Regions from separate parts of the Homo sapiens genome. Here regions 1 and 3 are each linked to region 2. A link is a loop called in an ENCODE intact Hi-C map of the cell type or tissue named here. Cell type or tissue: mammary epithelial cell. All regions are shown on one strand. Links, peaks and the distances in the headings refer to the core of each region. The heading gives the core; the rest is flanking DNA.

Region 1 (10,665 bases), core at 1,645-9,644, 430 kb after region 2:
GTTTACATGTTGCTTTTAATGAACCAAGCCTGATAGTAACTCTCCTCTTCCAACTCCTCAATGAGTCTTTGTATACTGGTCACTCCCCCAGGTCTCCAGAGACCGGAAGAATTTAACATTCCTTTAAATTCTAGGGAAAAAGCTAGTGTCTTTGAATAGGGACAGCTGCCTCTCTGGAAAAAAGGAGGGCTATGAGGCAGATATGTTCCACAGTGCCTCTGTTTTTTTAGCTCAAAGCAATCAGCCAAGAGGAATAGTCAGAGACAGCCAGGCAAGGGGTGGAACAGCCAAATTCAGTAGCTGCATAGAGAAACCTATAGCCAGTGGAGCCTTTGTATTTTGAGAATGGGGCCATCTAAGTCCAGCCTCTCTCTCCTCTTAATCCTGTTGTCACTGCACAAAAAAAATATTAGAGCTGGAAGGGACCCTGCAGACCATTCATTCTAGTCCAACTCTCATTTTATACCTGAGGAACTGAGTCCCAGAAACATTAAGTGACTTGCTTAGGATAACACAGACAGCATCAGAACTAGATGTGACTTTAGGTCTTTTGATCCCTACCTAGCCCTGTGTTCTTTGTAATCTACTCTGATGGCTATCCTCCTGTTTAATGTGAGACCGCATCACATCACTTTACATGATGTGAATGCACCAGGGTCTAAAGAGTTACCAGAATAACTACAAATGTCTCCCTTGAGATTCTCCCAGATATATTCAAGTGTATTTAGTGGACCCAGAGCCTAGAAAGATAAGCTTATAGGCTAGAGCCACTTAAAATATATGTAATTGTCATTTCACCTACTTTCCAATTTAGTATCTCCTAGTATAAGTCTCCTCCTATTCCCTCTTGCATGGGAGAGAGTACTTTGACTAATTCAGGTCCTCTGCTGGAAGGTTAGTTTCCAACAAAATTCCTCCTTCCTCCACCTGTGAGTTCTGATTTTCTACTTGGAAAGAAGTGAAGAATGGGGCTTCCCCAGCAGAGGGAAGCCACTGATGTCTGGCTACCTGTGGACAGGAAGCATCTGGGATTCTAGTATAGTTCCACAGGAAGAGGCTTAAAAGGGAATTCCCCACCAAAATTCTGATGCAGGCACTTAGCCGACGGGGTCAAAAAAAAAAAAAAAAAAAACAATAAGATGCAATGTATTTTTGTAAGGCTAGAAATGCTTAATGTTAAGGCCACATCACCTTGTGTGGTCAGTAGGAAATAATGTTGTAAGAACCTATAAAGACAAAATACAGGAGTAATAGTACCTCTAGCTGTACTCTCCTTGCAAACACCTATCTATAAGACTAAATGCTCGAGCCCAGAGAGTACTCAGCTCTTCATATCCACTTCTCCCCACGCTTTAGAAAGCCTGTACTCAGAGAATGCCAGAAAATGGGTAAGAACTTTGACTCGGGAGCTTTCAGTTTGGGGAACATTCTGAAGTCATACAAGAGAACCCTCAGAAGGGAGTATCACTCTGGTTATTCAGAGTATAGGTAGAAATGGGCAGCCAGCCATTACAGATGAAACTCACAGTGATGGCTGTTGTTGGGCCAGAATACTGAGTTTACATAGGCTAGCATGCTCTAAGGTCCCCCTTTCCAGGCTGTGGCAGGTACTACAGGCCCTACAGATACCACTGTATTAATAGCTAAGCACTGGCCAAAGCAAGCTGTGTTAACTCCTTCTGTTTACAATAATCTCAAAGTATAACTATCAAATGGGCCTACACAATGCAACAGCCAGGAAACAGGGAACATAGATTTAAGTCCCTCTGAAGTAGAAACCTCTAATGATGCCTTTTTTTGTAATTCCCACTCTTCAAATTAGTAAAGAAGCCACCACTCCTAGCCTCAAAAGACCTTCACTAGACACGATAGTGCAGGTCAACTCCACATGAGGGGCAGACTTGCCTATACCTTCCTTTGAATTAGTCTCTTGGCCACTGTAAGCTTCCCTGAAAGGGAACTTATTCATTAATCTTTTCCCATACTAATGCCTGGATCACTTGTCCTAGCTCCATAATTCTTTTTAGAATCTCTAGCTCAATGTAATCCACTTAGATCTTCCAAAGGACATGAAAGGAGATTGCAGGGCAGTGATGGGGAAGGCAAGGGCAATAGAGGCTAACTGCACTCAAGGAAAAGGTAGTTTTCAGACACGGCATAATCCTTCAACTGAGATGCTCCTCTATATTTTTCTATCTGGGAATAATGATGCCTAAACCTGTCTACAAAATTTTATACTTTCTATTATTAGTTCTCTCTACGTATGTCTTCTGCTTGTGAAGTCCAGAGTAAGGACTCTGACTTATTTTTTCTTTGAATTTCAATCTATATCTAATATACATTTTGTATTTAGATCAACTTTTGTTCATACACACAAATGCCAACTCAAATCCCTGGGTCCTGCAGCTCAGTTCCTTTGTTCCAAATATCTGCTTCAAGAGTGGGGAGAAATGCGGCATAATCCAATGTAACTGATTTATTGCCAGTCCCTTAAACCCCAGTTTTCTAAGTCGCTACTCTGTAACATGGGAAGAAGAGGACTAGATAATCCGTTCTGGATGCAGGGACTAAAAAGATGCTTAGAGCATCATTATTTGCTCTTTAGCCGCAGACTGGCAGGAGTAGAGAGCCCTCACCCCCTTCGACACCCAGGATGAGCTCCATGTGCTTACTTACCTTGACGGGGCCCTCTCTTCCGTCGGAATGCTGCCCCTGACTGCAGGGCTTCTAGAAGACTGTCCATCACACCTGTCTCATCGCCCTCTGTTATAAAGAACAAGATGGAGATGTGAACTCTTCAGCCAGAGCAGCATGGCAAATATCAAGCCCCACACAAAATGAATGGCTATTGCTTGATTTCCCCTCTCCCACAGCAGCTGGCAGCTAAGAAGAGGCAAAGAGAGCTCAGCCTTAAGTCTCACACGCTCATGTTTACTTGTATCTGCTAAAAAATGGTTAAAACAAAAGATCTCATTGCCTATTATCCAATGCAGACCTTGGGATATTTTCCCGCAATGCCATCCTCCCCACCCCAATCAGGACTAGCAACAAAATTATACAACTGCCCAACTCCAAGACCAGGATAAGTAGAGACTACGATTGTGAAATTACTAAGCAACTATATCACTCCCTTTTATCCTAAAGTGTTTTGCCTGGTTAGGTTTCAGAGCAGGGCCGAGGAAAGACCACTGATCAAAGAGTGCACTTTCCTGAAGTACTGCCTCCAGTGGCTAAGTCTTCCTGATGTCTAAGTCCTCTGCATCTAAGAGGAGCAGCCTGGCTGGAATACAAAGAGTTAATGTAGAATCCTTGTTCTAGCCTGGCTCGGTTTCCATGACAACAGCTTAGGATAGTGAAATCTGAAACTGTGAAATCCCAAAAAGTCCATAGGCTGCCAGATCCAAGGCTGGGGCTCACTGCTCCCAGCGCCACCTGCTGGCTGAGCATCACCAGTGCAGCTGACCTACATTCCACCCTCATTTGCTTGACCCGGGTACTGGAAACTGGGCAAGGTCCATTACGCCACCTGTTGACCGTGTGCAGCCCTCATCCCACATGTCAGCGGGACTCCACCTTCCCCCACTGCATCCTAGCCAGTACCTGGGGACAAACCCTGGAGTCCCAGGGGAAGGTGAAGGATACTTGGTGTGGGCTTTAATAGCATTACGAAGTTGTGGCTTACAACTAAGGGCAAGGAAATTGCTTTACAGAAAAGTATAAAAAGTCCCTGGTAGCAAGAGGTATCAGAGCAGCCCTTGTGCCTGTGCTCTGTAAAATACTGATTCCTAACAAACTCAGCAGCTCTGTGAACACCTCTTCATTTGCAGAAGGTTTGTGGCCCCTCAGGTTTAGAGGAGGGTGGCATGGGCTCAGTGCTGTGTGAGCAGTGTATGCTGTATTTCCGCTGCCCACAGAGAGAGCAGTGGGGGCGAAGGGGTAGGGAATCTGCAGCAAGAAAGAAGCAGAGACAGGAAACAGAGGGCCAGTAATTGAAACCATATGTTTCAACAAAGACATGCTTCTGGTAGTGAAACAGAGATTCTGCTGAAGAAAGAAGAGGGTGACCGGCTCCCCACCCGCTCCAAAAGTTCAATCCATTTAAAATCTAATTGTGCATACAACTGTGCTAAGGTACTAGGGACATAGTACTTTGTGAAATAAGCAGAAAGGGAAGACACGCCACAATTAAAAGATGGGAGGAGCGTCAGGAAAATATTTTACAGAAAAAAACCCGAAAGATTTAGTGGAGGGAATGAGAACAGGCCAGAGGAACCTTTGGATGGACAGAAGGAAAACAGTATATATCACAGCAATACCACAATCACAGGGGAATGAGAGAGAATGCAAGAGCGAGCAAAGGAGAGAAAAGGTAATAGTTTAACCAGGGCAAGTTGGAATGCGCATGTATCAGAATTGGGGTTAAAGTCCGGCATCAGGATCTCGGAGTGAAGACTGCCAAAAATCATTTGCCAGGAGGTGAGCTCAGACATGAGACTCTGCCTCTAGACTCTAGGCAGAGAAGTCTTCCCAACATTCCTATCTCAGCCCATCAACCCGTCTTCACTCCTCACCTGCATTCATGTCTATGAGTTGCTCTCTCTTCTGCTGCTTCTCTAGCCGCTCCTTCTCTGCCTTCTCCTTGGCTAGTTTTGCTCGCCTCATCTTTTCTTCTGTCTCCCGCCGCTTCTGGTTCTCCTTGACTGCTTGCTGGGGCAGGGAAGAGGAGGAAGGAACACATGGGCATTGTATACCTACTACCAGCCAACAGGAACCCAGGGGAAAGTGAGAAATGCCCACAAAAGATTCAGTCAGCAAGTATCCCTTGCTCACCAAAAACATATTCCGAAAATTGTGAAGATCCATGAAAAATTCTTCAACAGACAACTTCTTGGGGTCAAAGAGGAAGTACTCGCCCAGCTCCTTATAGAGGGTCTCCATGTTAGAATGCATCATCCGCAGCTTGTTATACTGTTCCTGTGCATCCTTCACAAAGCTGTGCAGCCAAGGAGTAAAGGACCAAGACCAAGACCAAGAAGCAGACCCACTTCTCTAGCCCAAGGAATTACTCAAAGATGAGTACTGGCATGCAAAGGGATGTTCAATACAGCACTGTTTATAACAGCAAAAACCAAAGCCATGTAGGTACCCCTAAATAGGGGAATAGTAAACCATGAACTATGGTACACCTATAAAAAAAGAAGGTGGCAGTTTAAACTGTTGTTTGTTTGTTTGTTTGTGTTTGTTTGTTTGAGACAGGGTTTTGTTCTATCGCCGGGCAGGAGTGCAGTGGCGCGATCTTGGCTCATTGCAACCTCCACCTCCTGGGTTCAAGCAATTCTCCTGCCTCAGCCTCCCAAGTAGCTGGAACTACAGGCGCGCACCATCACGCCCAGCTGATTTTTTTGTATTTTTAGTAGAGATGGGGTTTCACCATGCTGACCAGGATGGTCTCCATCTCTTGACCTAAAAGGAGGTTTTCTATAAATACTATTATGGAAACATGGCCAAGACATATGTGCAAAACACAATACAATGCAGTTTTTGTTTAAAATAAATGTATGAGGTGCAAATCAGAATAAAGTCCAGTGGCAGTGGTTACCTCTGGGGAGGGGAAAGAGAGGGAAGCATGTGTGAGCGTGTGTAGTGGAGACGGGGTACAGGCAGGGGAGTTGGTGGGACTTTTATGGTTGATCTGCATGGTGTGCTTCTACTCCACAACAATGGAATGCTCTCAGGAACTATGCAGCCTGGGCAACAAAGTGAGACCCCATCTCTAAAGAAAAAAAGGTTACAAAAAGTTTAGCAGGGCCTGGTGGCACATGCCTGTAGTCCCAGCTACCAAGGAGGCTGAGGGGGTAAGGATCGTTTGAGTCCAAGAGGTCAAGGCTGCAGTGAGGCGTGATGGCACCACTGCACTCCAGCCTGGGTGACACAGAGAGAGCCTGTCTCAAAATACTAACAAACCCAAAAAACTATGTATTTAAAGAAAAAGAGTTTTTTAAGAGAAAAAAATTGCATACTGCCCTATCTATCCTGTTTTTCCCCCACTACAGGAAGTTTTCTTTCCCTTCCTAGGGAACAACTCCCTCCTTTCAAGAGAGGATATGGTCATTTTTTCAACAAACTTGTCTTTTTCATCTGTGGCAGCTGGGAAATTCTGAACATCACGTTCCACATCAGAAATTTGTTTCTTCATCTGATCTAGGTTCTTTTGCAAGTTTTCAGCAGAAACTAAAAAAAAAAAAAAAAAAAAAAACCATAAAAACAGACAGCAAGAGCTTACTAATAATCCCAGCCTCAACACCCCTTAGTTTCACCTTTCAGAGCATAGCTTCAGTCTATACACACATTCTGGTACTTAATAATTTTAGTTCCTTATGTACTTTAGTTGTGTCACATACTTAAGTTTTCATCTTTCCAGTGAAACTATAAATTATTTGATCATTGAACCTCCAGCCTTCACAAGGTATGCAGTACTAGGAACAGAAGAGAGACTTCATTTAATTTAACATGAATCTATGAAATCCCCTGAGATCTTGGTCTCATTTATTTTAGAGAACAGGGTTTGGGAGGAAGGAGATATACATAGAAATATAGAGGCGGGGGCAGAAATCTGTTCCAATTTCCAGTGAATGCTGCTTTTTCTTTGTCTAGTTCCAGGACAGTGAGGCCTAATTTTTGTTAATGTAGTCTATGTTTTCTTAATGAAAAGAACTATTAACCTAGACTAAAAACACCTGCCTTTCTAGCTGTTTTTTGGTGTTTGGTGTTTCCTTAGGAAGAGAAAGAGTGCTTCCTATTTCTACACATAAAGATCTCTCCTCAGCCATACGCTCTGCCCTTGTGACTTAGGCACCATGCCTAAATCCTATCTCATTTCCACTTGAAATAGTCTGAACTGAAAATGCTCTCACATCTAGACTGTGTCTTATTTCCCTCCCCATGCAGAGACTTTTGGGCTCTAGCTTCATTCCAAACTGCCCCACCTCGGCTGGCTTTCTCCACATGGGCAAGCTCGTCTGGAAACTTGAGGACATCGGGATAGTCATTCTCACACAACTCAGCCAAGAAGTGTAACAACGTCATCTTCTGATCTGTGGACTTGGTGTCTCGAAGCTTAGAGAAAGAGGAGAAACTGTTAAATCCTGACATGTCCAAGATGGCCTCCTGCCAACACTGAACTCATAGAGGCTACAGCCTTCCTTGTGTTGTCCTGCCCTACCTCTTTGGCTCACCTTACAGAGGAAGCTGATATTGAAGCCAAAAGCACCAGCATTTCTGGAGCCAGCATTCATGTAATTTCCAACAAGCAAGGTAATCTCTAGGAGATTGGAAAAGCTCTCACTCTTACGTAACTCCTCACATGCAGCAGTGACAGACACAATCTCTGGCTTGATATTCTCCACTTGCTCGCTGAATTGTAGCTTGAAGAGAATGGCATTGAGGCGAGGCCGCAGTCGGGGCACAGTGCCCATCTAGTAAAGAACACAAGCAGTTCCATTACAGTCAAAAGAGGGGGAAGTCAGAAAAAGATACACGCTTGAGCCTCCTATGGGAGGATCACAGCTCCAGAGCAGGGAGAAGAGAGAGATTAAGACAGGTTCAAAAACAGACAAGCGGCAAGGAGCATATGCCCAGGCTGCTCTCTAGAGGGGAGGGGAATACAGGAGGTGGAAAACCGCTTACTGCCACAGGCCTCACTCACCACCACGCCAAACTGCTCTGACTCAGCCAGGTCATCATATTCATCCTTCAGTTCAGAAAGCATTTTTAACTGCTCTGGCTCTGGCATTTGCTTAATGAGGTTCTGAAAGACAGAAGAGACATCTCAGCTGGAGGGGAATTCGCTAACAACTCAAGCCTAAACAACTTTTACTCTGTTGTCAGTCCCACACTCTGCTCAAGGACCATACAGAAAGAAACATATGGTGGGAGAAGAGAGGCAGCTACTGAGATGGGGGTACTTTTGCAAAATATACCAGAAGTAATCTGACCACCAGAGAAAAGGCAGTTTCTCAAAGCCAGCATTCATAAGTCAGCAATGCTGGAGGAGGATCCTCTTCATCTACACAGAGATGAGGCCAGTGCCCAGCGACACAGAAGAGCCTGCTCCAGCAGAACCACCTTACTCCTTACCTGGATCATAGACTCAGTCAGAACAGCCTCATTCACCTCCAGGATGACATTCTTAATCTCTTGATAGGGCATGCGGAAGGAACCCAAAAAGATTGCTGCCAGAAAATGAGATATTAAGACATGTTCTTCTCGGTCTGTTCCCGCTTCCAACCCATCCTGCAAACCTATGCTGGATAATCTTCCTAACAGGGCTCTTTTAGGCCAGGCACAGTGGCTCATGCCTGTAATCCCAGCACTTCGGGAGGCCAAGGTGGGCGGATCGCTTGAGCCCCAGAGTTTGAGACCAGCCTAGGCAACATGGGGAAACCTCATCTCCACAAAAAATACAAAAACTAGCCAGGCGTGGTGGTGTGCACCTGTAGTCCCAGCTGCTCGGCAGGCTGAGGTGGGAGGATCACCTGAGCCCAGGAGGTCAAGGTTGCAGTGAGCTGTGACCGCACCACTGCACTCCAGCCTGAGCAACAGAGCGAGACCCGTCTCAAAAAAGTATATATACGTCAAAGACTTTCACCCCACTCTACTTTAGTTCCCCACTCTCAGGACGTGATCCTCAAAGCTGCCTTGACCTTAAACCACCATATCCTATTCCCTAACAAATACATCCTGTTTTTTCAACTCTCCCTTTCTAATCTCTCACTTGACTCTTCAGCCTTATCAGGACCTCTCTTTCCAGTCTCCTGACCATTCTGTTTTCACTGATATATCAGTTCCACTCTGCCTTTCCTATTTCATTAGGAGCCTCTAAACCATCAGTTCATTTGCTCTCTACTATGACTCCCATTAGTATTATTACTCCTACTATTACCTTTCTTTTGCTTCCTTCTCCTTCTGGGTCCCTGGTCAGTCTAGCCATTTCATTTCTCTACTCTGACACCTAGGCTGATGCGGACTGGAGTCTATGAATTTGCAGTAGCACCAATGATAACTGGGGCCTCCGCGCTGTTAGCAATTCTCTTTGTGTGTCCCAATTCCACTTTCTCCCACCCTTCTTGGCAGGTCCTCCAACATATTCCCACTTTCCCCACTGCCCCACCACTTCCCCATTTGTTCCAGGAAGACCCTGCTCCTCTTCACTGAGAAAAATCAAAGCCACTGGTCAAATTACTTGCTCAGCTTTCTCTTATCCTACTTAAAAATAAAGCACTAGGGCTCTTGGTTAGAGCCAGACTAGAAAAGACTCAGATAAGCCTTTTGGAATCGCCTAGAAGAAAACTATACCAACATTTTCGTAAGCTTATAGGAGGCATGTGTTCATATATTTACGTCTAAGTATATATACTCCCATGTACTCATCCTTTCCTCATGTGTCAACAGAAGAGGCAGCCCCACAGACCTTTCCCTTCATCATATATACATAATCAAGTTTTTTAAATCTTACTCAATGTTCCTCTCTAAATTACCAGTTTCTCTTTCTTTCACTTTATAGCAATCTAAACTAGCCTATTCTCTCTCACTTCCACGACTCTGATTTATTCCATAACCACAAAGCCAATGAAAAGATGGCAGCCACTTAGAGAATATACTTTAAGTAAGACACCAACCTGCTACCTCTCACATCCACCTCCCCGAAAAGACAATCTGTTCCTGCTGAATTTTCCTATTTCAGTAAATGGTACCACTTTCCGCAGAGTGACCTAAACCTCAAAGCACCTTCTCCTTTATCCCAAGTCAATCACTAAATTCCATTAATTTTACCTTCTCTCTCTCTCTCTCTTTTTTTTTTTTGAGACAGCATCTCACTCTGTTGCCCAAGCTAGAGTGCAGCAGTGCAGTCATAGCTCATGGCAGCCTGGACCTCCCAGCCTCAAGCAATCCTCCACCCACCTCAGTCTCCCAAGTGGCTGGGACTATAGGCATGCGGCACCACATCTGGCTAGTTTTTTATTTTAATTTATTTATTGCTTGAGATGAGTCTCACTCTGTCACCCAGGCTGGTGTGCAACGGCATGGTGTTGGCTCACTGCAACCTCCGCTTCCCGGGTTCAAGCGATTCTCCTGCCTCAGCCCCATGAGTAGCTGGGATTATAGGCGTGCTCCACCATGCCCAGCTAATTTTTCTATTTTTAGTAGAGACAGCATTTTGCCATGTTGACCAGGCTCGTCTCGAACTCCTGACCTCCAGTGATCCACCTGCCTCAGCCTCCCAAAGTGCTGGGATTACAGCCATGAGCCACTGCACCTAGCCTAATTCTACCATCTTAATATCCTCTCCCTCTCTTATTCTCATCACCTTAGTTTCAGGCCCTGATCACATCTCACCTAGTTTAAAACAATGACATAACTCATCTCTGCCTATAGTCTCCCCTTACCTTAGCAATCCAGCCTCAAAATCACTGCCAAAGCAGCCTTCCTAAAAATTACACAGGATAAAAAGCAATCCAGCCTCAAAATCACTGCCAAAGCAGCCTTCCTAAAAATTACACAGGATAATCTCACTCATTTTCCTGATTTAAACTTTACTCAGTTGTACTCAACTACTTGCAGTTCCTGAACTGCACAATGTTATCTCATGCTCTCATACATGCTGAT
Region 2 (10,665 bases), core at 1,125-9,124:
GTAATATTTGATGGCAATGGCAATTCTCCTTTGTGTTATATTTAATGCAGAACGGATTATGTGATGTTCAAGGTGGTGGCAGTAGAAGGAGACTAGGTCTGGAAGGTCTTCATGTCCTATCAGTTACTCAAAGACTTGAGTCTCCATCTGTATAGCGTGTTAGCCCAACACTGGGAAGTGTGCACACTAGGTTTGTGAGTGATGGTAATCTAGCCAATCATAGACTTCAGGTTATGGTCAAGGACACTGAGATGCCACCTATGTATTCCAGATTCAGACAACAACTGCTGCTGGTCAGCTGTTTCTTTCAGCTCTACTGGCTACATCTTGACAGACCTCAGGAATATGGGGTCTGTCACTTAGATTCCTCACTTAGCATATACTATGGTTTTAGTATTCCTTTGTTTTCTTGTTGGCCTGCTTCTTTACACAGTAGATGTTCAAATAATTACTGTGATATGAAAATATGTTATAATTTTCAAGTATTTCCTTATATTTCTTTAGCATATCTAAATTGATTATTTATGCTTTGTATTTTGTAGTCAGAGTTTCAGGTTTCTTCCCCTCACCCCGTATTCTTTGCCCTCTCTACACCTTTGGATTTCTTCATTATTTACTAATTTTCGATATTGTATTTAGCCATATTATTTTCTTTTCTTTTTTTTTTTTTTTGAGATGGAGTCTCGCTCTGTTGCCCAGGCTGGAGTGCAGTGGCGCCATCTCAGCTCACTGCAAGCTCTGCCTCCCGGGTTCACGCCATTCTCCTGCCTCAGCCTCCCGAGTAGCTGGGACTCCAGGCGCCTGCCACCATGCCCAGCTAATTTTTTGTATTTTTAGTAGAGACAGGGTTTCACCGTGTTAGCTAGGATGGTCTCGATCTCCTGACCTCGTGATCCACCTGCCTTGGCCTCCCAAAGTGCTGGGATTACAGGCATAAGCCACAGCACCCAGTCCATATTTTCTTTTAAAGTAAAATTTCAATAGTGATCTTAGTGAAAATTCAATCATCTACCAGATTACCTAAACCTGATTTAAGTTTTAACCTATTTTAATCATAAAAAAAAGTCTGAGATTTTTGGAAGAGGTCATACCTCTGTCTCTCTCATCTCTATTTCCATCTATATCTGTCTATCTAGCTTTATCTGCAGTCCTGGTCAAGATTTTTATTTTCAAGGGGACAGATTGTCCTAATAGACTCTGATGGTTCTCCTTAAACAAAATTGGGCAAGATTCTTGTGCAGGTATCATTTTAAAAACCTTTTCTTGCTTATTTGTACTGTGGGAAGAGAATAAACAACACCATTTCCCCTTTTTGAGTTATATTTATTTCTTGTTTCATTTGCTTGTTTGTTTGTTGTTGTTGTTGTTGTTTGAGACAGGGTGTCGCTCTGTCTCCCAAGCTGGAGTGCAGTGGTGTGATCTCGGCTTACTGCAACCTCTGCCTCCAGGGCACAAGTGACGCTAACACCCCAGCCCCCTATGTAGCTGGGACTATGGGCGTGAGCCACCACACCTGGCTGATTTTTTTTTTTTTTTTTTGGTAGACATGGGGCTTTGCCACATTGCAGGCTGGTCTTCAAAACTCCTGGACTCAAGCAATCCACCCATCTTGGACTCCCAAAGTGCTGGGATTACAGGTGTGAGCCACCACGTGTAGCCGACCTTTATTTTGAAATCTTGTTTGCTTGAGCTTCATGAAATGTATGTCTTGATAGATTATGGGGAAACTTATTTGTATCCTCAATAAGGTAAAAGTAAATTAGTTGAATATGCCCCCAATTTTCACACTAGATTAGGGTAATAAACTATGCCAGAACACTCCCTTCTTGTCCTAGAATATTTCTCTTATATTTTCTGCAGAATCTTAGTGTTAGATCACTGAAAACCCCTCCTTCTTCTGCCATCTTATGGCTGAGTAAGTAAAGCCAGCTTGTGGGCAGAAGGCATTGAAAGGCTGAAGATCCCTCTCTATTGAAAGAGGGATACTAGTGGGGATAATATCTCCATATCATTTGGCATTATCTTTGATAGGAAAATGGTCATGTAAATCCCTTTGACTACCCTTTCTCCTAATTCTTGTAATTTTCATCTCATGGCAGTCAAAAGATCAAATCACCCTTTAGTCCAAAAAAGAGAGAGGCAAGCTTAATTATGACAGATACTCAAACAATGTGTTCTTATTTAGTTTTTGAATGGCTGTACTTTTGTAATAAGACTGTAATGACTTGCTTTCATTTTTGGTATGTTTTTGAAAATATTTTTCTATTCCTGTATATGAAATTATTTGTGTAACATTTTAATATGTTAGATTTTATTAAATGAATCTTCAAAATTATGAAAGTGACTCCTAGGATAATGTCTCTGCTTGTGCAGCATATGAAAAGTAAAGCGAAACCTAAGAAATTAAACCTACTGTAATAACATAATTTTTAAATTATGCAATAGATTCCCCTCATTATAATATAAATAATTACTATATGTAAACATATTTCATTCAGACTTATAAATATGCTATAAATTATAATCTAATATATATGATTCCTTATTAAAGGAGATTAAGAAAATAAGAGCATTTGTAAAGAAGGAAGGTGTATTCTCATCAAGGTTTAAGAAAATAAATGATTTAAAATAGCATAGCGGATATAATGCATTTAAAGCTGGAAACCTATATACGAATATAAAATATTGGTGTTGGTTATATAATCTTTGAAAAAGAGAAACTTACTTCTATTTCTAGGTGTGTTAATAGCATTGAAATGAAAGATGGGTAAAACCTTCTGAATTGTGAGGACACATGACAACATGAGAGGTTTTAAAATTTTTTTCACAATAAAACCTAATGTGTTCTTGGTTATTGTATCCTCTGAAATATCTTAGATATTAAGTTTTCTATTCTCCAGCTTGTGAGAAGAGATTATGTTATTTTCTTCATATTACCTATTTTCCTCTCCTTTATGTTATCCCAAATTAACCATAACTGCTTTAGTTCAGAAAACCTGTCCAAAGGAAATAGCCATATACCTGGTTAAATATAAAATTTCGAGTAACCTACCAGTTATAATTTGCCTGTATGATATAACTGATCTTCACTACATCTATTTCGGACCCTAATCAGGTTTTGCAGATTATATAAAAAGCTGTTTTTAAAGACTTGGACCTTGGGTGTTATTCACCTCAATGAATTTGTTTAATGCTCAATGTCAATGAATTAACATATTTTGAATTATTATAACATCCATATAAAAGTAATAATCATGGAAAGCAAAAAATAATATCAACAGGTAGAGATAGGCATTTGTTTTCTAAATGTTAAGAAAAGGAACCTGTGATTATCCTTTTTTTAGCCAGTTACAAGATGATAAATGAGAGCTTTTTAAAATATTATGCTATTGTTACATTTAATAAATCATCCAGTCCAGTTTTCTGAAAATACAGGGGATAGAAGAACAGGTTAAATGATACCATGAGGAAACAATCAAATTTGGAATGTAGGACATCCTACAAAACAACTAGTCTGGACACTTCAGAAATCTAATGTCATTAAAGATGGGGGAGTATTCTAGAGTAAATAGATCTAATAGCCAAATACAATTATCAAAGTTGGTTGAAAAAGTTTCTAAGACATTCCTTATAACAAATAGTTAAAAAAGTAAGTGCATTTGTCAAAGGAACTTGAGTGAGTGTGAATTCTTATCAAAATTGAGGAAAAGATAATGGAAAGACAGTGAAATTTGATTGGGGCTGGATTTTAGATAACTGTAGAATTTTTTTAAATTTTCTTAGGTATGATAGAACCATTATGATTATATGAGATAATATTATAATTATGTGATACCTGCTGAAATATTTAGAGGTGAAATATGATGTCTGCAAGTTACTTTCATATAAGTCATCAGAAAAGCGGGTGTGTGTACAGAATAAGATAGAACAAATATGGTAAAATATAAACAATTGTTAAGTTTGGATGGAGGTTAGAGTTGTAGTTTATGTATAGTTCTTTTAACTGTTCTATATATTTAATTTTTTTCTTCATCCCCCAATTTTTTAACCCAATGGATCTTTTAGAGACACATCCTAATATTTATTATTATTATTATTATTTTGAGATGGAGTCTCGCTTTGTCACCAGGCTTGGAGTGCAATGGCATGATCTCAGCTCACTGCAATCTCCGCCTCCCGGGTTCAAGTGATTCTCCTGCCTCACCCTCCCAAGTAGCTGGGATTACAGGCACCCATCACCATGCCTGGCTCATTTTTTTTGTATTTTTAGTAGAGATGGGGTTTCACCAGGTTGGCCAGGATGGTCTTGATCTCTTGACCTCGTGATCTGCCTGCCTCGGCCTCCCAAAGTAAAATTATTTTTTAAAGCAGCCTTAGAGTTTACAGAAAATTGAGCAAATAGTACAAACAGTTCCCCTCACATACCGATTTTCTCCCACTCAAAGTTTCCCTGTTATCAAAATCTTGCATTACTGTGGTACATTTGTTACAATTGATGAGCCAATACTGGTAAATTATTAACTAAATTTCATAGTTTAGTGTTCACTCTTTGTGTTGTATAGTTCTGTGGATTTTGACAACGGCATAATGTCATGTATCTACCATTGTAGTATCGTAAAGTACCCCATGTTTAACCTCTTCATCCCCCTCCCTCTTCTTCCTAGCTATCACTTGTCTTTTAAATGTCTCTATAATTTGGCCTTTTTCAGAGTATCATGTAATTTGAATTATACAGTATCATTGCCTTTTCAGACTGGATTCTTTCACTGAGAAATATGCATTTAAGTTTCCTTCATGTCATTCTGTGGCTTGATAACTTCTTTATATTAACATTAAAAAAGAAACAAAAAGACAAAATTAAAAAACCTAACAACAAACAATGACATATATACCCTGTTTGGAAGCAGATTGAAGAAACCATCACTGAAAAGACATTTTTAAAGATAATTGGGGAAACTGGAATATTTACTGGCTATTTAATATTATGAAATTGCTCTTTGCTAGATGTGGTAATTGAATTGAGGTTATGTTGAAAGTTCTCCTAGGCATTAGAAAGGAAAATAATATTGATACATTTACAATAAGGAAATATCTGGCTGCTCTTGGAGAGTTTCATGAGGCTCAGACACATCAAAGTTCAGGAAAATGTGAAGTGGGAGCAGTGCAAAGAAAGAAATATGAGTAAGGAGACTATTTCAGTGCCCATTAAAATACTCTTATTTGGATTCTGTGCTTTTCCTGGGTCTCTGTTTTTCAGCTGGGTTTGAGTGTGATGATGGTAATCTAACCACCACTGAGTTGCACACATGCCCAAACTCTGAATAAAAATAGAACTTTCTTAGTCTAAGCCTTCTTTCCGAAGCATGCTAGGACTGAGATCACTCCCTTCCAGGTTCTGAAATTTATTTTTTCCAGTTTGAAAAAAAAAAAAAGCTTGGATTTGTGAGGGAAGTGAAGATTTATTTATTCTTGCCCTGTCTCTATGGGTGCAATGAAGAGCCTTTCGAAACGCCAATAAGACTTCGGTACACTGAGAGACACTACTTGAAAATACTCAATTTCGATTGCCATCAGCCTGAAAGAAAGCACTGGGATTTTCTTAAAGTTTAGGAGAAAATAAATACTCGGAAGAGACGCGGGGTGGCGCTGCAGCCTTAGAAGTAGCAGAAACAAAGCACCCAGCCGACGCTCCCTTACCCAGATACTCAGCTAAAGAAGCAGCAAGCAGGAAGAGGAGGCTTTCTAAGGCGGTCGCTCCGGGAAATCCGGGCCCTAGGATTGTCCACTCATCCCAGTATCAGCGAGATACGGGGAGATAGAGTTAGCGACAACGTGAGCCAGAGCTGGAGCACGTTTGGTGAGAGACCAGAAAGCAATGGAGGCCGGAGAGGGGAAGGAGCGCGTTCCGAAACAAAGGCAAGTCCTGATATTCTTTGTTTTGCTGGGCATAGCTCAGGCTAGTTGCCAGCCTAGGCACTATTCAGTGGCCGAGGAAACGGAGAGTGGCTCCTTTGTGGCCAATTTGTTAAAAGACCTGGGGCTGGAGATAGGAGAACTTGCTGTGAGGGGGGCCAGGGTCGTTTCCAAAGGAAAAAAAATGCATTTGCAGTTCGATAGGCAGACCGGGGATTTGTTGTTAAATGAGAAATTGGACCGGGAGGAGCTGTGCGGCCCCACAGAGCCCTGTGTCCTACCTTTCCAGGTGTTACTAGAAAATCCCTTGCAGTTTTTTCAGGCGGAGCTACGGATTAGGGACGTAAATGATCATTCCCCAGTTTTCCTAGACAAAGAAATACTTTTGAAAATTCCAGAAAGTATCACTCCTGGAACTACTTTCTTAATAGAACGTGCCCAGGACTTGGATGTAGGAACCAACAGTCTCCAAAATTACACAATCAGTCCCAATTTCCACTTTCATCTTAATTTACAAGACAGTCTCGATGGCATAATATTACCACAGCTGGTGCTGAACAGAGCCCTGGATCGCGAGGAGCAGCCTGAGATCAGGTTAACCCTCACAGCGCTAGATGGCGGGAGTCCACCCAGGTCCGGCACGGCCCTGGTACGGATTGAAGTTGTGGACATCAATGACAACGTCCCAGAGTTTGCAAAGCTGCTCTATGAGGTGCAGATCCCGGAGGACAGCCCCGTTGGATCCCAGGTTGCCATCGTCTCTGCCAGGGATTTAGACATTGGAACTAATGGAGAAATATCTTATGCATTTTCCCAAGCATCTGAAGACATTCGCAAAACGTTTCGATTAAGTGCAAAATCGGGAGAACTGCTTTTAAGACAGAAACTGGATTTCGAATCCATCCAGACATACACAGTAAATATTCAGGCGACAGATGGTGGGGGCCTATCTGGAACTTGTGTGGTATTTGTCCAAGTGATGGATTTGAATGACAATCCTCCGGAACTAACTATGTCGACACTTATCAATCAGATCCCAGAAAACTTGCAGGACACCCTCATTGCTGTATTCAGCGTTTCAGATCCTGACTCCGGAGACAACGGAAGGATGGTGTGCTCCATCCAAGATGATCTTCCTTTTTTCTTGAAACCTTCTGTTGAGAACTTTTACACTCTGGTGATAAGCACGGCCCTGGACCGGGAGACCAGATCCGAATACAACATCACCATCACCGTCACCGACTTCGGGACACCCAGGCTGAAAACCGAGCACAACATAACCGTGCTGGTCTCCGACGTCAATGACAACGCCCCCGCCTTCACCCAAACCTCCTACACCCTGTTCGTCCGCGAGAACAACAGCCCCGCCCTGCACATCGGCAGCGTCAGCGCCACAGACAGAGACTCGGGCACCAACGCCCAGGTCACCTACTCGCTGCTGCCGCCCCAGGACCCGCACCTGCCCCTCGCCTCCCTGGTCTCCATCAACGCGGACAACGGCCACCTGTTCGCTCTCCAGTCGCTGGACTACGAGGCCCTGCAGGCGTTCGAGTTCCGCGTGGGCGCCGCAGACCGCGGCTCCCCGGCGTTGAGCAGCGAGGCGCTGGTGCGCGTGCTGGTGCTGGACGCCAACGACAACTCGCCCTTCGTGCTGTACCCGCTGCAGAACGGCTCCGCGCCCTGCACCGAGCTGGTGCCCCGGGCGGCCGAGCCGGGCTACCTGGTGACCAAGGTGGTGGCGGTGGACGGCGACTCGGGCCAGAACGCCTGGCTGTCGTACCAGCTGCTCAAGGCCACGGAGCCCGGGCTGTTCGGCGTGTGGGCGCACAATGGCGAGGTGCGCACCGCCAGGCTGCTGAGGGAGCGCGACGCTGCCAAGCAGAGGCTGGTGGTGCTGGTCAAGGACAATGGCGAGCCTCCGCGCTCGGCCACCGCCACGCTGCACGTGCTCCTGGTGGACGGCTTCTCCCAGCCCTACCTGCTGCTCCCGGAGGCGGCACCGGCCCAGGCCCAGGCCGACTTGCTCACCGTCTACCTGGTGGTGGCGTTGGCCTCGGTGTCTTCGCTCTTCCTCTTCTCGGTGCTCCTGTTCGTGGCGGTGCGGCTGTGCAGGAGGAGCAGGGCGGCCTCGGTGGGTCGCTGCTCGGTGCCCGAGGGCCCCTTTCCAGGGCAGATGGTGGACGTGAGCGGCACCGGGACCCTGTCCCAGAGCTACCAGTACGAGGTGTGTCTGACTGGAGGCTCCGGGACAAATGAGTTCAAGTTCCTGAAGCCAATTATCCCCAACTTCGTTGCTCAGGGTGCAGAGAGGGTTAGCGAGGCAAATCCCAGTTTCAGGAAGAGCTTTGAATTCACTTAAGTGTTAATAAGGATCTACTGAGGCTAGTCTCGTTTAATTTGTGGAAAGTCCTTTTTTACTGCTTTGCCCATTGGAGGTGTCTCCTTTTATTAGAAAGTAACCATCTTATTCCAATTCTATGCATGTTACTGGTATTTATAAATGTATGAGTTTTTTTGCGGTATAATAAATGTAAATTTTCTTTGTATTCTAATTGTTGGTTAGTTTCATTGCAATTTAATTGCATTTAAAGTGTAAAAGTAAATTTTGTATTTTCAGAAATCTTTAAGTTAGAGCATCTTTTCCAGACCTCACAGTCTATGGTCCTAGATAATTTTGAAGTCCTACATTTGAAAATATTTGTTATCATTACATGAGTTATATTTTCCAGCCCAGAATATTTGTGTTTTTTATATCCTCTTAGGCTAGTGTAAATTCTATCCTGTGAATTCACATTGGCTAACCCTTTAAATAGGTATATTTATGAATAATATAGCAAGCACCGTCCTTACGTTTTTCAATATATGTAATTTTTTTTTTTTTTTGAGATGGAGTTTTGCACTTGTTGCTCAGGCTGTAGTGGAGTGCAATGGCGCAATCTCGGCTCGCCGCAACCTCTGCCTCCCGGGTTCAAGCGATTCTCCTGCCTCAGCCTCCCAAGTAGCTGGGATTACAGGCATGCATCATTATGCCCGGCTAATTTTGTATTTTTAGTAGAGACAGGGTGTCTCCATGTTGGTCAGGTTGGTCTTGAACTCCTGACCTTAGGTGATCTGCCCACCTCAGCCTCCCAAAGTGCTGGGATTACAGGCGTGAGCCACCGCCCCCCAGTCCAATATGTATACTTCTTTCAAGTGTTGACATATGAAAAGTATTAGTCTTTAGAGATTGTAAGAATTTTAACTGTTGGATTCTACAAGGCACTAACATCATAAGTGCTCTAATAAATTTTTGTCAAAAGTCAATCATTAATATTCAAAAATGTAGATAAATAATACATGTCTAGCAATTTTCAAAGGCATGCTAATTCATCATGCTTTCTCTTTCAAATAGTTTTTTTAAGAGCCCTCTGCTTATTCCAGTCCCCCCCTTTAAAATCTTTTAAAATTATTAATAACCTATTAACTTTGAGCACTTCATTAAAATCCAAAAAATTTGAGGGAGTACATGTCTTTGTCCTTTACCTTTAGAACCCTCAAACATAGCTTGGTATTGCTGTTTTTAAAATTTTCTGGAGCATTTAGGATTCACTTAGAAACAAGCCTTTAGGGAGAAAAATTTATCTAGCACCACTCACTCTATTTTTTTGCACTGACTACTTCTATTTTTCCCCCTTTCATTTCCCTAGACTTTTCAATGCTTTTTTATAAAGGTGCTTGAGTTCTGTTTCTCAACAGCTCCCTCATTTATTGAATGATTCACACAGTCACTGGAATATTATAGGCTCTTAATAAAATTTTTGAATGATTGAAAGAGAGAAAAGTATTTTACCTGTGATATATTGATATTTAAATAAACTAGAACACTTAAAGGAAAACATTTTGCTGGAATCAAATACTCTTTGGTGTACAATGAATTATAATTTTGTTATTAATTGAATTGGTTACCATTGTTTGAACATGCAGTTATCATTCTGTTGTCGCTTTCCTTCAACATATTTTTACTTTTTCTCTTAATGCTTAAATTGAGCCTCCTTTCCTGTCCACTGGCTTAAGGAATACAGATGGCTTTTAATTTTATTACTTAAATTTCCTTCCATAGTTCCCTAAATGACTCACCCAACTGTTTTCATTTCTTGCAGTTTACTTTCTGATCCATACATTAAAACAAATCTTAATTCTTAATGTTACTCAGTCTATCTTTATATTTTTATATCATTTTTACATACATTTGAATGAGCTATCCTATTAAAATTTTAATATTAACTTTGAAGGTCTTGTTTTGAGATTAGCAATGGTGTAGAGCGCTGTGTTGGTATCAAAAGTCTCTGATCAACCAACTCATTACCTGTAGGATTTTGGATGAGTCACAAAGTTTCTTTTCTTCTACCCAAATGATAGCAGGTATTTGAATAGCTTGCAGTTATACTCAATATAAAGACATAAAAGTGAAATTGCTGTTATTTTTAGTATCACTAGTATTAAGAGCAAACATTCTTGATAATTGTGTAGAAGTACAAAAGCGGCTACATTGAACACATATTTGCACTGTTTTATTTCTGTACCAACAACCTTGCAATGGCTTCCTTTTGTTCTTAGAATAATAAAATCCAAGCGCCCATTATTTGGCCTTGGTTTACCTTTTCAGCCTTCCTTTCCACTTACTCTTGAGACATTAAGTTTTGTATTCACTGTACTTCATTCATTATCTATTAATAGCTATGCTTTGCTCTCTCAGGGCCTTCACACATTCTA
Region 3 (10,665 bases), core at 1,448-9,447, 99 kb after region 2:
AGCATTTAGACTAGAAAGAGCACAGGATCCAGATGAAGGTCATAACAGTATCCAAAACTACACGATCAGCTCCAACTCTTTTTTCCATATTAAAATTAGTGGCAGTGATGAAGGCATGATATATCCAGAGCTAGTGTTGGACAAAGCACTGGATCGGGAGGAGCAGGAAGAGCTCAGCTTAACCCTCACAGCGCTGGATGGTGGGTCTCCATCCAGGTCTGGGACCTCCACTATACGCATTGTGGTCTTGGATGTCAATGACAATGTCCCACAGTTTGCCCAGGCTCTGTATGAGACCCAGGCTCCAGAAAACAGTCCAGTAGGGTCCCTTATTGTTAAAGTGTCTGCAGGAGATGCAGACTCAGGAGTCAATGCAGAAGTATCCTATTCATTTTTTGATGCTTCTGAAGATATTTTAACAACGTTTCAAATCAATCCTTTTTCTGGGGAAATCTTTCTCAGAGAATTGCTTGATTATGAGTTAGTAAATTCTTACAAAATAAATATACAGGCAATGGACGGCGGAGGCCTTTCTGCAAGATGTACAGTTTTGATAAAAGTATTAGATTCCAATGACAATCCTCCTGAACTGATCATATCATCACTTTCCAACTCTGTTGCTGAAAACTCTCCTGGGATAGTATTGGCTGTTTTTAAGATTAAAGACAGAGACTCCGGAGAAAATGGAAAGACAATTTGCTATGTTCAAGATAATCTGCCTTTTTTTCTGAAACCGTCTGTTGACAATTTTTACATCCTAATGACTGAAGGTGCACTGGACAGAGAGAGCAAAGCTGAGTACAACATCACCATCACCGTCACTGACTTGGGGACACCCAGGCTGAAAACCGAGCACAGCATAACCCTGCAGGTCTCCGACGTCAATGACAACGCCCCCGCCTTCACCCAAACCTCCTACACCCTGTTCGTCCGGGAGAACAACAGCCCCGCCCTGCACATCGGCAGTGTCAGCGCCACAGACAGAGACTCAGGCACCAACGCCCAGGTCACCTACTCGCTGCTGCCGCCCCAGGACCCACACCTGCCCCTCGCCTCCCTGGTCTCCATCAACGCGGACAATGGCCACCTGTTTGCCCTCAGGTCGCTGGACTACGAGGCCCTGCAGGCTTTCGACTTCCGCGTGGGCGCCTCAGACCGCGGCTCCCCGGCTTTGAGCAGCGAGGCGCTGGTGCGCGTACTGGTGCTGGACGCCAACGACAACTCGCCCTTCGTGCTGTACCCGCTGCAGAACGGCTCCGCGCCCTGCACCGAGCTGGTGCCCCGGGCGGCCGAGCCGGGCTACCTGGTGACCAAGGTGGTGGCGGTGGACGGCGACTCGGGCCAGAACGCCTGGCTGTCGTACCAGCTGCTCAAGGCCACGGAGCCCGGGCTGTTCGGTGTGTGGGCGCACAATGGGGAGGTGCGCACCGCCAGGCTGCTGAGCGAGCGCGACGCGGCCAAGCACAGGCTGGTGGTGCTTGTCAAGGACAATGGCGAGCCTCCTCGCTCGGCCACCGCCACGCTGCACGTGCTCCTGGTGGACGGCTTCTCCCAGCCCTACCTGCCTCTCCCGGAGGCGGCCCCGGCCCAGGCCCAGGCCGACTTGCTCACCGTCTACCTGGTGGTGGCGTTGGCCTCGGTGTCTTCGCTCTTCCTCCTCTCGGTGCTCCTGTTCGTGGCGGTGCGGCTGTGCAGGAGGAGCAGGGCGGCCTCGGTGGGTCGCTGCTCGGTGCCCGAGGGTCCTTTTCCAGGGCATCTGGTGGACGTGAGCGGCACCGGGACCCTGTTCCAGAGCTACCAGTACGAGGTGTGTCTGACTGGAGGTTCAGAGACCGGCGAGTTCAAGTTCTTGAAGCCGATTACCCCCCACCTCCCGCCCCATAGGGGTGGGAAAGAAATAGAGGAAAATTCTACTCTCCCCAATAGCTTTGGATTTAATTATTGAAAGGAACCCACTTAATAAAGACATTTACTTCTTTAATATATTCTTGTTGGCTAACTAAATTGTGTATGCCCACCACAAAGAAGGTACTATTTTTTGTTTGATTCATCTTCAACTTTGCGTATTATGCTTAACTTCACAAGTTAACTTTTTCTTATTTTGTATCCTGATGAGGCATTTCTTACTAGAATCCCATAAGTGAAATATAATATTTTTCAAAGTTGATATCATTTAAAAATTTTTGGTCGTTTTAAATGTCTTTATTGACTTTAAATTCATTGCCTCTACATTATTCATTAGTTCTTCTTTTCCTAAAACTTTTTACTTGTTAAAATAGTCTGCTGCATGTAATATGTGCTTTTACTATTTGATATTTCTTCTATTTTTCTTTTGAAACCGGTGTTCTTATTGGTTTGCCATCCTTGTTCATTACAACTGTTTTTTGTTTGTTTGTTTGTTTTTTGGTTTGTTTGTTTTTTTTTTTTTTGAGACGGAGTCTCGCTCTGTCGCCCAGGCTGGAGTGCAGTGGCGCGATCTCAGCTCACTGCAACCTCCGCCTCCCAGGTTCAAGCGATTCTCCTGCCTCAGCCTCCAGAGTATCTGGGACTACAGTTGCATGTCACCACGTTCGGCTAATTTTTGTATTTTCAGTAGAGACGGGTTTCATCATGGTGGCCAGGATGGTCTATCTCTTGACCTCGTGATCCACCCCACTCAGCCTCCCAAATTGCTGGGATTTACAGGCATGAGCCACCGCACCCAGCCTACAATAATTTTCTTAAACTTTACCTTTTATTTTAAAGTTCTAGTTTCCCGGCATTGATAGTTCCCTATTTGAAATATAATGTTTCTCTTGTAAGTGATATGATAAATAAACCCCTAATTAGCCTTAGAAGAAAAACCACTGCAAGATATTAAGCGTGTGTAAATGGGCTTTAGTCTGGAAACCAAAAAAAAAAAAAAAATTTAGTCATTCTATAGGATCATGTGAAAATATTTAATTTGCTCCTTTTAATTCTGTATAAACAAATCAGAGGTTCCTGAGGTTCCTGTTAAATTTTTAATGGCTAATAGCCCAGTGCCATCCAGTTGAAAAAACAACAGCAATCACAAAGTAGAGGTTTATATTGTGCGGCTTTTATATTCAGCTATTAGAGTGTTATTGGTAGTGTCTAGCCTTTTCCTCCACGACATTCCTTGACTTAATCCATTTGGGCCTATTATAGACAAAATAGAGCTTCTTTCTAGATATAAGGTCTTTGAGGCAGGGCTCAGTGGCTCATTCCTGTAATCCCAGCACTTTGGGAGGCCAAGGCGGGCAGATCACCTTAGGTCACGAGTTTGAGACCAGCCTGACCAACGTTAAGTAACCCCGTCTTTACTAAAAATACAAAATTAGCCAGGCATGGTGGCACATGCTTGTAATCCCAGCTACTCGGGAGGCTGAGGCAGGAGAATCGCTTGAACCCAGGAGGTGGAAGTTGCTTTGAGCCGAGATTGCACCATTGTACTCCAGCCTGGGCAATAAGAGCAAAACTCCATCAAAATAAAATAAAATAAAATATAAAATAACTTAAAAAGAACTTTGAATAAAATTCTATGAAAAAAGACACTAGAATGCTGTTCTTAATTTTAATAGTGTTAAGATAGGTGTTAGTGTGGTCTGTTCTTTACCTCCCTTTATTTGGTGCAGAGAAGTTAGATCCTGCTAAATTTCAATTAAGAGGGGACCTTAAAATAAGGATCAATCTCTTATTTAACCCTGTAAGTTACTTTAAAGCTAATACAAGAAAAACAAAGACAAGTGAAAGTAAGGAAACAGAAATTGCAAAGAGTAAATGAAAGAAAAAAACTTTCAAGTGGTCGGAATTGAAAGGCACTGGAAAACGTTTCAGGTTCTACCCATCTGAGTTTATTTATGCATGTCCTAATACAGGCAGTATTTATTGCTTGTCTGATTTGTCACTCACAGATGATTAGGACATAGTTCCTATCCTTAAGTAGCCCACACATTGAAGAAGAAATAGATTTGCATGAATTAAGAAGCAATAATATTTGCAGGGCAATCATAGTTGTATACACAAGTTTTTATGAGAGAATAGAGGAGGGACAGCTTAAATGCATTATACAAGATTACAGAGTGATGATTCTCCTTAATCAGTGTGATGAGATTTTGAAGTTTGTTGAGGAAGGTGTGAAACATATTTTCTTTGTCTGTTTTGGTGTTCTTATCCCGATGTTTCTGGAAAAGTAAAATCTCCTGTTACTTTGGTGATCCCAGATGTCAGCAACATTTTCCCTTTGATTCTTGACATTGTGTGAGAGTTGTGTCTGAGATGAAAGGACTAGTAGAGAGCTAAATTTAGCACAGTGAGGTGGACAGAGTTATTGCTAGAAACATATTTTCAAGTGTTGAATTTTTAACTTTTCCCAAAAAGAATTGAAGAATCTCAACAATGTGACTATTTCTCTGTCTCAACATTAATTTTTACAAGACAAACGAAAATAAACATGAAAAATTTAAATGAGGCACTAAAGGAAATTGTCTGAATACACACACCCAAATGGGTACAACTACTGAAATCTGGTGGAGGCCACACGGTGGCGCTGCAGGCTAAAGAGACGGTTTGGGAATTGCTCTGAGGATGCTATGCAAGTCACTAATAAAGGAAGACACGGACAGATGAACTTAAAAGAGAAGCTTTAGCTGCCAAAGATTGGGAAAGGGAAAGGACAAAAAAGACCCCTGGGCTACACGGCGTAGGTGCAGGGTTTCCTACTGCTGTTCTTTTATGCTGGGAGCTGTGGCTGTAACCAACTAGGAAATAACGTATGCAGCAGCTATGGCTGTCAGAGAGTTGTGCTTCCCAAGACAAAGGCAAGTCCTGTTTCTTTTTCTTTTTTGGGGAGTGTCCTTGGCAGGTTCTGGGTTTGGACGTTATTCGGTGACTGAGGAAACAGAGAAAGGATCCTTTGTGGTCAATCTGGCAAAGGATCTGGGACTAGCAGAGGGGGAGCTGGCTGCAAGGGGAACCAGGGTGGTTTCCGATGATAACAAACAATACCTGCTCCTGGATTCACATACCGGGAATTTGCTCACAAATGAGAAACTGGACCGAGAGAAGCTGTGTGGCCCTAAAGAGCCCTGTATGCTGTATTTCCAAATTTTAATGGATGATCCCTTTCAGATTTACCGGGCTGAGCTGAGAGTCAGGGATATAAATGATCACGCGCCAGTATTTCAGGACAAAGAAACAGTCTTAAAAATATCAGAAAATACAGCTGAAGGGACAGCATTTAGACTAGAAAGAGCACAGGATCCAGATGGAGGACTTAACGGTATCCAAAACTACACGATCAGCCCCAACTCTTTTTTCCATATTAACATTAGTGGCGGTGATGAAGGCATGATATATCCAGAGCTAGTGTTGGACAAAGCACTGGATCGGGAGGAGCAGGGAGAGCTCAGCTTAACCCTCACAGCGCTGGATGGTGGGTCTCCATCCAGGTCTGGGACCTCTACTGTACGCATCGTTGTCTTGGACGTCAATGACAATGCCCCACAGTTTGCCCAGGCTCTGTATGAGACCCAGGCTCCAGAAAACAGCCCCATTGGGTTCCTTATTGTTAAGGTATGGGCAGAAGATGTAGACTCTGGAGTCAACGCGGAAGTATCCTATTCATTTTTTGATGCCTCAGAAAATATTCGAACAACCTTTCAAATCAATCCTTTTTCTGGGGAAATCTTTCTCAGAGAATTGCTTGATTATGAGTTAGTAAATTCTTACAAAATAAATATACAGGCAATGGACGGTGGAGGCCTTTCTGCAAGATGTAGGGTTTTAGTGGAAGTATTGGACACCAATGACAATCCCCCTGAACTGATCGTATCATCATTTTCCAACTCTGTTGCTGAGAATTCTCCTGAGACGCCGCTGGCTGTTTTTAAGATTAATGACAGAGACTCTGGAGAAAATGGAAAGATGGTTTGCTACATTCAAGAGAATCTGCCATTCCTACTAAAACCTTCTGTGGAGAATTTTTACATCCTAATTACAGAAGGCGCGCTGGACAGAGAGATCAGAGCCGAGTACAACATCACTATCACCGTCACTGACTTGGGGACACCCAGGCTGAAAACCGAGCACAACATAACGGTCCTGGTCTCCGACGTCAATGACAACGCCCCCGCCTTCACCCAAACCTCCTACACCCTGTTCGTCCGCGAGAACAACAGCCCCGCCCTGCACATCGGCAGCGTCAGCGCCACAGACAGAGACTCGGGCACCAACGCCCAGGTCACCTACTCGCTGCTGCCGCCCCAAGACCCGCACCTGCCCCTCGCCTCCCTGGTCTCCATCAACGCGGACAACGGCCACCTGTTCGCCCTCAGGTCGCTGGACTACGAGGCCCTGCAGGCTTTCGAGTTCCGCGTGGGCGCCACAGACCGCGGCTCCCCCGCGCTGAGCAGAGAGGCGCTGGTGCGCGTGCTGGTGCTGGACGCCAACGACAACTCGCCCTTCGTGCTGTACCCGCTGCAGAACGGCTCCGCGCCCTGCACCGAGCTGGTGCCCCGGGCGGCCGAGCCGGGCTACCTGGTGACCAAGGTGGTGGCGGTGGACGGCGACTCGGGCCAGAACGCCTGGCTGTCGTACCAGCTGCTCAAGGCCACGGAGCCCGGGCTGTTCGGTGTGTGGGCGCACAATGGGGAGGTGCGCACCGCCAGGCTGCTGAGCGAGCGCGACGCAGCCAAGCACAGGCTCGTGGTGCTTGTCAAGGACAATGGCGAGCCTCCTCGCTCGGCCACCGCCACGCTGCACTTGCTCCTGGTGGACGGCTTCTCCCAGCCCTACCTGCCTCTCCCGGAGGCGGCCCCGGCCCAGGCCCAGGCCGAGGCCGACTTGCTCACCGTCTACCTGGTGGTGGCGTTGGCCTCGGTGTCTTCGCTCTTCCTCCTCTCGGTGCTCCTGTTCGTGGCGGTGCGGCTGTGCAGGAGGAGCAGGGCGGCCTCGGTGGGTCGCTGCTCGGTGCCCGAGGGTCCTTTTCCAGGGCATCTGGTGGACGTGAGGGGCGCTGAGACCCTGTCCCAGAGCTACCAGTATGAGGTGTGTCTGACGGGAGGCCCCGGGACCAGTGAGTTCAAGTTCTTGAAACCAGTTATTTCGGATATTCAGGCACAGGGCCCTGGGAGGAAGGGTGAAGAAAATTCCACCTTCCGAAATAGCTTTGGATTTAATATTCAGTAAAGTCTGTTTTTAGTTTCATATACTTTTGGTGTGTTACATAGCCATGTTTCTATTAGTTTACTTTTAAATCTCAAATTTAAGTTATTATGCAACTTCAAGCATTATTTTCAAGTAGTATACCCCTGTGGTTTTACAATGTTTCATCATTTTTTTGCATTAATAACAACTGGGTTTAATTTAATGAGTATTTTTTTCTAAATGATAGTGTTAAGGTTTTAATTCTTTCCAACTGCCCAAGGAATTAATTACTATTATATCTCATTACAGAAATCTGAGGTTTTGATTCATTTCAGAGCTTGCATCTCATGATTCTAATCACTTCTGTCTATAGTGTACTTGCTCTATTTAAGAAGGCATATCTACATTTCCAAACTCATTCTAACATTCTATATATTCGTGTTTGAAAACCATGTCATTTATTTCTACATCATGTATTTAAAAAGAAATATTTCTCTACTACTATGCTCATGACAAAATGAAACAAAGCATATTGTGAGCAATACTGAACATCAATAATACCCTTAGTTTATATACTTATTATTTTATCTTTAAGCATGCTACTTTTACTTGGCCAATATTTTCTTATGTTAACTTTTGCTGATGTATAAAACAGACTATGCCTTATAATTGAAATAAAATTATAATCTGCCTGAAAATGAATAAAAATAAAACATTTTGAAATGTGTGGTTGAGATTGCTGGAGATATTCATTTATATGTTGCAAATTTATTTTAAATACCAAATTTTTAATAAGCAAGAGGAACTAAAGGTTAGAATGAAAAACAAGTTTCATCAGTTTTTTTATATTACTATATATAAAATATATACTATATATAACTAACATTTTATAGTTTTTTAAGTTAGCTGTTCTGCCAGTCCCTTACCACAGTGTGGTTTCTTCTTGAATTGATCTCAATATTTATAAATAATATGTTTATAATACTATATCTTGATATTGTTTTGTATTTGAACCATTTCTTTCTATAATAGAAAAGCATTTTAGCTTTATTTCCAAACTAACAAACATATGCAAACATTGCAAATTCTTTTTCTCCTATTCTCCAATATAGATGTCACAGTTTCTTAGTTAAATTAGTGGTTATTATCTATATTGTTACATGCTTCAGAATATGCATTTGTATACTGTACTAGAATTACATTTCCATACTTGAAAAGTATGGTTCCTAGAGTTCGTAATTGTTATTTCATACTTGCATTATTTTCTATGTACCTCTATTGTTTTTTTCCATATCTTTCATTTGAATGTATTTTCTCCTTAAAAATATTCCAATTTTTAAGATACTCTGTCAATGACATTTATTTTCAGGAGCTCTTTCATCGTGAGTTTCCTGTTTCATTTAGACTGGTTAATCTATAGACTGTTACCCTGGGACTTTTTCCCTTCAATACTTTCCTGTATGAGTCTACTTTTCCAAGGTCCAGTATACTCTTTTTTCTAGTTTACTCTCTTATTCAGCTGGCACGCATCTCTCAAGACCTTCATATAAACGAATGCAGAAGAGATTTTTAAAAAATTGTCTCCTTACATTGTGAAGACATCTTTTTTGTTTGTTTTCATTTGCTTGATAGTTTGACTGGGTATAAAATTCTAGTTTGAAAATAATTTTCCCTCAAATTTTGAAAGCTGAAGCTGTCTCTTTTACTCATTGCATGTCGAGTTTCTTCAGAAGACTGACTTGATTTTGATTCCATCTCTCTTTGTGTCCTTCTCTCTTACCTCCTTTCCTGGAAGCATTGAAAAACTTTTTCCTGGTAATCTGAAAAGACCTTAATACAGGCATTTTATTTATTAATCTGGCCATGCAGGCATACCCTGTTAACATATAGACTCTTACTGTAAGTTCTGAGAAATTTTCTTGTTATGTTTTAGTAATAATTTATCCATTGAGTTTTCTACAGTCTCACTTTAACCAGAATCTCATTAAATATTGCACCTCCTGTGTTGATTTTCTGAGACTCTAAATTATAATTTTTTTCTTCTTTTCCATCTCTTGTTCTACTTATTAGACAATTTATTTAATCATCCAATCTCCATATTTAAGTTTTTCTTTTTGGATAGCAAATATTTATTTTTAAGAGCTCTTGGTTTTTCATAACATCCTATTACAAATTTGCAAATGTAAATCTTCTTTCATCTATAATTAATCTATTTATTCTTTAAAAATGCATTATATAGTAAGAGTTATTATTATACCTATTTTAAACTTGCAAGTGAATCAAAGGGAAGTTAAGAATTTGCCTAAGGCTATATAGCTAGTAAGGGGCACTTAAGCCCTAAGCTATTCTTTGTCTTCCAGGTATAAATACGTACTTGATAGGGTTACTGTTAACATCAACTAGGTAAATCCATATGAGGCACTAGAATAATGAACTTAGAATAAGTCAATAAGTGTTAGCTCTTATTACATTTTGTTTCTCTGGGGATACTAATCAGACATTTTAAAAGGCTTTCTTTTGTTTTCTGAATTATATCTATTCCCTCCTGTTGCTTTTTGTGCTTGGCGGTAGTATTACAGTTTTGGCTTTTCTATTTCATGTTGTAGGCATTTTCTCAAATGTCTTGTTATCTTTGACTGTCTTATTATATATATGAATGGTGACACAGCAAATGCTGACAGTCAACACTTCATGAGTATTGATGACAGGGCTTCACTCTAATGTAACCATGCTAGGATAGAGCTACTACCTTGGGAAACCCCCACATATCAGTACATGTAAGTCTTTATCTGCGCCTTTCATATTCCCCAGGATAGAATTCTACAATATTCAATGTTTTGGGTGCGATGGGGAAGATGTCAGGCATATATCTTGTGTCCTACAATCTGAGAGTATCATGGCTAGGAGTCTCACAATACAGAAGGCAGTGTTTTGCCTAATCTCCCTATCTTTAGTTTCATACCTCCTACTTTCACTCAGCTCTGCCTGGGGTTTCCAAGACTGGAGATAGTATAATTTCTCCAGAATATAATCTAATTTCTCCAGAGTATAAGCTTTCCATTCTCTGGCTCTCAGTTATTTTCTTGTCTCTGTATGATGGTGAAAAGACCAGAGAATTCAACTATCCTACATACATACTTTCAACTAATAACTTCTTTTTTAAGCCCTTACTTGACTTCAGCCTTCTTATACACCTGGTTCCTCCAAGTCTGGTACCTACTAGGATTGTGTAGGGAAAACCCAGTAGTTTATTTTTAGTATCTCCAATGAAGGAACTTTATTTTAGACATTTCTTGGAACTATTGTCAATTGCTCTTTCATCTGCTTTCTATCATCAAATAATTTGTGTATTTACTTATGTATTCTTAGTCTTTGTGAATTCATACCTTTTATTACTTTTCTGTCATTTTAGAGAGGGGTTAAGAAGAAGGAAGGATAATTGTATAGTCAATCCACATACTATTCAATTTCTACTCTTCTGCACTGATAATTTTTCAACCATGTATCTAGTTCACATTT

Evidence for each region. Hi-C counts contacts between places; a loop is a spot of excess contacts. Peaks named below come from ENCODE experiments on the same cell type or tissue, not always from the same donor. Only the 100,000 strongest peaks of a DNase experiment are listed, where the experiment ranks them.
Region 1: a loop joins it to region 2, with 18 times the contacts of the local background. A loop is called at or near these places in 5 of 110 quality-filtered maps.
Region 3: it touches region 2 in a loop (6-fold over the local background); 5 of 110 quality-filtered maps call a loop at or near these places.

Annotation. Positions count from the first base shown.
Region 1 is chr5:141,521,467-141,532,131 of GRCh38, forward strand. It overlaps DIAPH1 (diaphanous related formin 1), which reads right to left. Exons shown (of 28, transcript NM_005219.5): 20 at 8,137-8,231; 21 at 7,706-7,807; 22 at 7,236-7,475; 23 at 6,987-7,116; 24 at 6,107-6,231; 25 at 4,831-4,995; 26 at 4,572-4,707; 27 at 2,677-2,763. Among named protein-coding and RNA genes, the nearest start is that of DIAPH1-AS1, 32 kb to the right of the region's middle. RefSeq lists an enhancer at 1-50. In mammary epithelial cell, for the core only: a CTCF peak has its summit at 3,461 (motif pointing left); DNase peaks (open chromatin) are centred at 3,435 and 7,725; H3K27ac peaks cover 2,977 bases.
Region 2 is chr5:141,088,916-141,099,580 of GRCh38, forward strand. It overlaps PCDHB2 (protocadherin beta 2), which reads left to right and starts at 5,700. Exons shown (of 1, transcript NM_018936.4): 1 at 5,700-9,788. The coding sequence starts at 5,876. The coding sequence ends at 8,272. It also overlaps PCDHB@. In mammary epithelial cell, for the core only: a CTCF peak has its summit at 5,658; a DNase peak (open chromatin) is centred at 5,716; H3K4me3 peaks cover 1,033 bases; H3K27ac peaks cover 387 bases.
Region 3 is chr5:141,187,768-141,198,432 of GRCh38, forward strand. It overlaps PCDHB9 (protocadherin beta 9), which reads left to right. Exons shown (of 1, transcript NM_019119.5): 1 at 1-3,774. The coding sequence ends at 1,945. PCDHB10 (protocadherin beta 10) reads left to right here and starts at 4,586. Exons shown (of 1, transcript NM_018930.4): 1 at 4,586-7,880. The coding sequence starts at 4,786. The coding sequence ends at 7,188. It also overlaps PCDHB@. RefSeq lists enhancers at 808-1,368, 1,369-1,927, 6,449-6,974. In mammary epithelial cell, for the core only: a CTCF peak has its summit at 4,544 (motif pointing right); no DNase peak of the experiment used is centred there; H3K4me3 peaks cover 329 bases.